Regions from separate parts of the Homo sapiens genome. Here region 2 is linked to region 1. A link is a contact called in ENCODE Hi-C or POLR2A ChIA-PET data. All regions are on one chromosome and are shown on one strand. Each heading gives the region's core, a stretch centred on a gene start or an enhancer-like site at or near the end of the contact. The rest is flanking DNA. Distances are from core to core; before and after follow the strand shown.

Evidence for each region. A loop is a pair of places that touch in the nucleus more often than their neighbours do. ChIA-PET counts read pairs that join two places held with the same protein, here RNA polymerase II (POLR2A). Pooled maps may share reads with other maps.
Region 2: a map of endothelial cell of umbilical vein shows a loop between it and region 1 (7-fold over the local background). The contact joins the promoter of RFTN2 here to the promoter of MOB4 in region 1. A Hi-C loop is called at or near these places in 6 of 168 maps with a recorded cell type or tissue (IMR-90, chondrocyte, dorsolateral prefrontal cortex and 3 more) and 8 of 50 pooled maps. POLR2A ChIA-PET finds 5 or more read pairs at or near these places in 7 of 52 experiments (A673, AG04449, AG04450 and 4 more).

What each region holds. Positions count from the first base shown.
Region 1 is chr2:197,514,602-197,517,914 of GRCh38, reverse strand. MOB4 (MOB family member 4, phocein) reads right to left here and starts at 1,849. Exons shown (of 8, transcript NM_015387.5): 1 at 1,769-1,849. The coding sequence starts at 1,828. All of the region lies in intron 2 of HSPE1-MOB4 (HSPE1-MOB4 readthrough), which reads right to left. RefSeq lists a silencer at 1,791-2,010.
Region 2 is chr2:197,674,104-197,677,416 of GRCh38, reverse strand. RFTN2 (raftlin family member 2) reads left to right here and starts at 1,830. Exons shown (of 9, transcript NM_144629.3): 1 at 1,830-2,097. The coding sequence starts at 1,959.

The DNA.
Region 1 (3,313 bases), core at 600-3,099:
GCCTGCCTCCACCTCCCAAAGTGCTGGGATTACAGGCGTGAGCCACCGCACCCAGCCCTCTATTATAGTTTTTAATTTTTTTTCTTTTGACCCAATAGGGAAGGAGATACGGTTCTAAATATATCATTTTAGAACAGATCCATTTCACTAAACGAAATTCATGTGATAAACAAGATAGGACAAACTACGGCGTAAGCAGTCTTTTTCATTTTTTATCCTTTTTCTGTTATATTTTATCTAACAACCTTGATCCATGACAATGTGAAAAAAAAAGACAATAAGTTTTCTTCTATGTGACTTACAGCAACATAGCAAGTATGTTACGATATTAAATATTTTATTTTCTAACCTTTCAAAATTAAGAACTTATGAATAAATGAGATGACTCTCAGAATATGAACAGAAAAGTCTACTTCTGAACATAAAAATGTAATCAGAAACAATGTTTCCACAGAATAAGATGTAAAGGTATCTGAGAAAAGAGCATGAGGAAGAAAAGTGTGGAAACGGTAAAAAGCAAGCATATGTAACGGATAAATTTCCAGTAGTATGAAAACAAAACTGTCAGTAGGAATAACTGACAGCTTAATGTGACTCCAAAATAAGACTTTAAAATTTTCTCTGAAATTCAGCACTAGAAGCAGCTTGTTAAAGAGAACAGGTCACCAGTGAATTAAGAATCAGGAGACTATGTATCCTTGGGCAAATCCACTTAATTCTCTTGGGCTTCAGTTTCCTTATCTGTAACATGAATCTGGGGAGGTAATCAATACCTGTATGCCCCCTTCGAAAGGTGTTCTTTCCATAATTCTGTATAAGAAATTAAAATCTATTCTCAGACATACAATCATAGCTCCACGATTGTTTTGTTTCAATTTTCATTTGCATCACTTTTTAACATTTTATAAACACATCTCTTCCGATTTCAGAGCATCTAGTCTATAGCAAGCCATTTCGGCTAGCAATTAATCAGTTCAAGTCTGGATGCCAATTTTATTTATTTATTTTTAATGTGAGGCATCCCATCTTTTCCAAACCCTAAGAAACAATGCCTAATCAAGCACCAATTTACCACACATAATGCCCTACAAAAAAGCTGACAAAATTATAATCAGTTCATTCTCTGACTATGCTTCACGCATATTAGCAAGGAATGACATCTAACAAGTCACAACTTAGTGATGAAAACTTGCTGGACCAGAGAACAGCTCCAGGGAAAGCGGCAGGGAGAGGTGGTCAAAGGGAAACAAGGAGGAGAATATCGGCACCCGGATCCGGCTAGACAAGCTGGATGGCAGGAAACGGGTAGGTACTTCCCAGGCCAGGTAGGAACTGGACGCCGGGTCGAGGTAGGCTGTGTTTACACCCCCTCCCACCTCAGCGGCCCCGACCTTCAGGAAACCCCGGGGGTCTCCACCAGGCTGGTCGCGCCCCTCCAATGCTAGTCAGCTGGGGCTCAGGGGCAAGGCGAGAAGAAGCCGTTGCTGCTGACAGGCTCGCAGCCCAGGGCTTCGGCAGGCAGGTACCACCAGCAGACCCCACCCGCCCCTCACGCCTACCCCTGGGTCGGAGCTCCGCAGGCCTCACGGCGGCCGCCACCGCCTCAGCCAAATTGAGGGGCTGCAGCTCCGGAAGAGCAGGCCGGGCACCAGTGCCCCAGCCCGCCCGCCTGCCGCCTCGGCCCAACCTCCCCGCAGTGGCGGCCAGCTTCCGGGCGCAGCACTGCTCGGCACCTAGTTGCCCGACAAGAAAAGTGCAGACATGGTACCTGCGCCTTGGTGCCCGGCCTGTTCCGCCTCAGCACTGCCGTCCCCTCCGCCATGACCATAGTGCCAGCGTCTAGGCGGCTGGAGTCGGTACCCGGATGTAGGGACGGCAGCCTGCGCGGGGGGCGGGGCAGAGCGGCGCTCTGCGTCTGGGAGGAGGAGCGGCAGCTGACGGAACAGCTGCAGCCTGCGCCGGGAGCCGTCCGGGTAGAAGCGGGCTAGGCGGAGGGAGAGGGCGAACGAGGAACAGCCGGACGGCGTCGGGTGGCTACTGGCAGGGACTGAGGCACCGGAAGGCGGGCGCCACGAGCCTCTTTGCGAGGGCTGCGGGGCGGTTTGAAAGGTCGTGATCGCAGCGACCGCTGCGGCAGTGTGCACGGCTGCGTTGCACGTTGGTATGGGCTCTCGTTAGTTACACGGGAAGAACGAACTTCGTATAGTGGCGACCGTTTCAGTAAACCCACCTGCAAGCAAATACTTAGAGAACCGTAATTCTGTCCCAGAAGCCACCTAAGGAATCAGGGTAGAAAACAGGCCAGCAGTCTTGGCAAATTCTATAGAACCTGCGTGAAATCGACCCAATCTGAAATCAGACGGGGGATTTGAGTGTCAGTGTTATTTACGCCATCCGGCGACTTCAAAGCCAAGGACTTTTTCAATGACAAGTTTGTTTACGTAGATAAAAGACGCAGATGTCAATTATGTGAGATGAAGAGTGGACATCTGGTTTTGTGCGTTAGGCAGACAGATTTAGCTCGTGTTTTTCAAGTCAGAAGCAGGAGGAGGAAATTAGTAGTCCTTGACAGGTGGTGAGGGTTTTACATCTTACAGGATTCCACATTTCCTTTGTTGCAAATTTTAAGTGTTCTCTCTTAAGAAACCACAGCATTTTCGCAAACTTTTTTTCCTGCTTAGAAACCTTGAATCTTTTATCTGGGGTGAGGGAGGCCTTGGGATAGCAGATGGGAAGACAGTTCAAAAAGTAAAAAACGCATACAGTAGCATGATTTCCAAAAGAAGAAAACATCAAGTGTCCCTAGATAGAAGGTGTATTGAGAATGCTGAGGGAAGGGCCATGTAACAGCTTCCAGAAATGGAATTTGAGAGGAGAGGAGAGGTTGAGTGGGTCTCTAGCTGAGTAATTGTCAGTGACTTAGAACTAGGCATTGAAGGGTTTAACAACAGGAAGTTGGTTCTCTCTGGAAGATGTATTGACTGGTAACTCTTCAAGAATAGGGACTTAATTTTGCCCTCCCAGAACCAGCGTCTACATATGAAAAGATTATTCGTTCAACAGATACTCATTAAGCCCCACTATATGGTAGGCACTAATGTACAAGTATGATAAGGCTCAGTCCTTCACTACAAATTGCCTTGACTCCAGCAACAGAGACGTGCAAATCACAAATTCTTATACAGGTTAAGTACCCCTCATCTTAAAGTTTGGGACCAAAACACTTTCAGATTTCTGATTATTTTGGATTTTAGAATATTTGCATATACATAATGAGATTTCTTGGGGATGGAACCTAAGTTTAAATGTGAAA
Region 2 (3,313 bases), core at 581-3,080, 160 kb before region 1:
CTCAACTGTGATAAGGGTTTATTTTGTAAATAATGGAAGCAGTGGCAGAATCACTTCCTTCCTATTCCTACTCCCAACCTGTTTTATAACGTACACGCATCAACAAATGTATTTTGTGCTATTAGCCAGGCCTAGTGTTAACATATGAGATAAGATTATCTCATTCAGCCTTCATAACAAGCCTATGTAGTAAGTACCATTTACAGGGGAGGAAGTTGAAACTTGAAGAGGTCAAGTAACTTGCCCAAGATTACATCTCTAGTAGGCCTAAGAAGCAGGATTTGAACCCAGGCAGCCTGATTCCAGGGCTCACAGTTTTGATGAGCGCACCATACTTCCTGACCTGTAAAGGGTAAAATACAATAAACGTTCATTACAATTGGTCCATTATAAATTATTCTTGACCTCCGGTAAATGGCAGTTTATAAGACTGAATGGCCCTGGTGCAGTGACTCACACCTGTAATCCCAGTACTTTGGGAAGCCGATCCAGAAGGATCACTTTAGCTGAGGATTTCAAAACCAGCCTGGGTGACATAGTGAGACCCTATCTCCACAAAAAAATACAAAAATGAGCCAGATGTGGTTGCATGTGATTCTGCCACTGCTTCCATTATTTACAAAATAAACCCTTATCACAGTTGAGATTCTAGAGAATACAAGCCTGAAAAATTTTTTCAATCACATTGAAGCCTGTGGTCTCAGCTACTTGGGAAGCTGAGGTGGGAAGATGGCTTGAGCCCGGGAGGTCGAGGCTGAAGTGAACCATGATTTTGCCACTGCACTCTAGCCTAGGTGACAGGCAAGACCACATCTCAAAAAAAAAAAAATTAAATGAATCAAGTTGTCAGTTTTGTTTTATTTTTTAATTAAGGATACTTTGAGACCTATAGAAGTATTAGTTGCTATCATAAGCCTTCTAATAGTAGAGTGTTTTAAACTATTTAAGGATGTTGGGGAAACTAATTACACACATAACTGTCTCTCCTTTGCAATTAAGTAAAGTCTTTTTTATAAAAATATTTTAATATAAATTTTTTATACTTTGCTGTTTTAATTAGCATATGATTTTTTCCAACAGAAAGAAACTTCATATGGAAAGAAATCCTCAAAAGTACTAACTAAAGACTTAAAGGGCTGTTTTTTTAAACTTTACTTTCCTCCTTTTAGACTCCAGAAATAGTTTCCTCATAAAGCTGACTTCCTTTCTGGAAATGATTTTTGTTTCTAAATATGTTGAGAATCCACTCTTTTCATTTTTCTCTTTCTTTCTTTCTCTCTCTCTCTTTCACTCTCTCTCTCTCTTTTTCCCTCTCTCTCTCTGTCTCTCTCTCCACCCCCCTACTGCCTCTCTCTCTCTCTCTCCTTTTTCTTTCTTGGTAGTAGTTGAGAGGAAGGAGGGTAGGCGCAGGACAGAGAGGAGAGGGAAAACAGAAAAAGAATTGTGTGCCACTATGTCTGAATATATCTTCTACTTGTAGATAATTACATCCAAGTTGCCCTTTTGCCTTTTTATTTCCGTTTTTGGACACCTCTTTTTATCATCCAGCCAACTGGAATAGACAAAGCACCGCTGGTGCCCTGAGCGACAGAACTCTGGTAGGGGGCTGGCTGTAAATTGACGTGGCATGGAAATTCTCCGCTAAGTTGTAGCAGCTTGCATGTTTCTCTAAGATCAAGCCCAGCCTCCTGGAGCTGTAGCTTAATCATGGGTTCAATGACTTTACAGAAAAATGGATAGAAAAATTCTTCAACTCCTTTCTTTGGACCCAGATGGTTTTTTTTGGGTTTTTTTTTTTTTTTTGGTTTTTGCTTTTTTTTTTTTTTTTGGTTATCTATAGTTTAGCTGAAAACAAAATCAAAGCAGTTAAGTCTGTAACTTTCTTTTTGCAGCTTAAACAACAGAATTTGCTGCTCTCCCTCCCCTTTCCTGCAATTTAATTCCTTACAGATTTTGCCATGGGGTGCGGACTTAGAAAGCTAGAAGACCCTGATGATAGCAGCCCTGGAAAAATATTTTCTACCCTGAAGAGACCGCAAGTGGAAACAAAGACAGAATTTGCTTACGAATATGTATTGCTGGATTTTACTCTACAAGGTACTTTTTGCTTCTATTTTGTTTGTTAAATGTTTCAGAGATGAGACTACTAGTCATTTTTAAGTGTTGACTTAATAAATTTTTAAACTGTTCTTCATAATGAGATTGTATATTCAAACAATAATGCTTCGCTTCTTAATTATACTTTGTAAGATTTTTGTTTTGTTGATTGCTTCGTATTTTGGTAACATGGCTCATATGTACCTTCTAAAATTAGGGAAATTGCTTGGAAATACTTCTTTCATTTTTAAATCAAATACTTATTTATAGAAGGATTTATGAAAAATGCTTGATTTCCAGGACAAATAGCTATATAGCCTTAGTGACAGTTTGTATTTTGAAAAAGATTTGAAAATCACAATAAGGTATTATGTAGTAAATATTACTTGCATCATATCGTGGAAGAGTGTTTGCTAAGACAATTCTGAGGCTTCCAATTGTGTTAGACTCTGTGATTATGGTAGTCATTTGATATTTTTGACCAAACTAAACTATAAGTTTTGAAAATGTAGTTAAAAAAAAAAAAAAGATAGCCTTCTGTAAGACACTTCCTTTGCTCAGTGCCCTGTCCCTAACAGAGAAACTCTCTGTTCCAGAAAGTTGGAAACACAAATAAACAAGCCCAGATGGCAGCTCTGTGGAAGGAATCGAGGTGGCTCGATTTCACAAATACTTTGCCTCATTTCTTTTGGAAACTTTAGAGTACTGTACAACTGCACAGACAAAGCAGCTTTTTAAAAAAGCTATATCTTTAATTATGAAGTAGTAAAAATGAAATTTAGAGTGCTTTGCTTGCTGTTAAAGTTATCAGATATTAGTAAAATTCTTATTATAGTTATATTTTTAATTCTAATGAGCCACACATTTTATCAATTCACAAAAAGTTTATACTAAATTATCATGTTGAATATTATCTTAATTTTTTTCCAAATTTTTTGTTTACACACATTCTTTTCTTTTTTTTTTTTTTTTTTTTTTTTGCTTTGCTCTAGAAACAGTGCATCTTTGTGCAAGAAGCAAGAGCAGCCCATTTTTCTTTGTCAAAAATTAAGCTGGCCAGCAAACAAACTCCCTTCCAGGGACATACACAAAATCTGTACATAGACTTTTAACATGTTCATATCCTATTTTTGTTTAAAGCTAAGGCTACCAAAAGAAAAAAATTAATATTCTTAATTTCTTAATTTTCTTTTAAATTATGAATGTTAAAAATGGA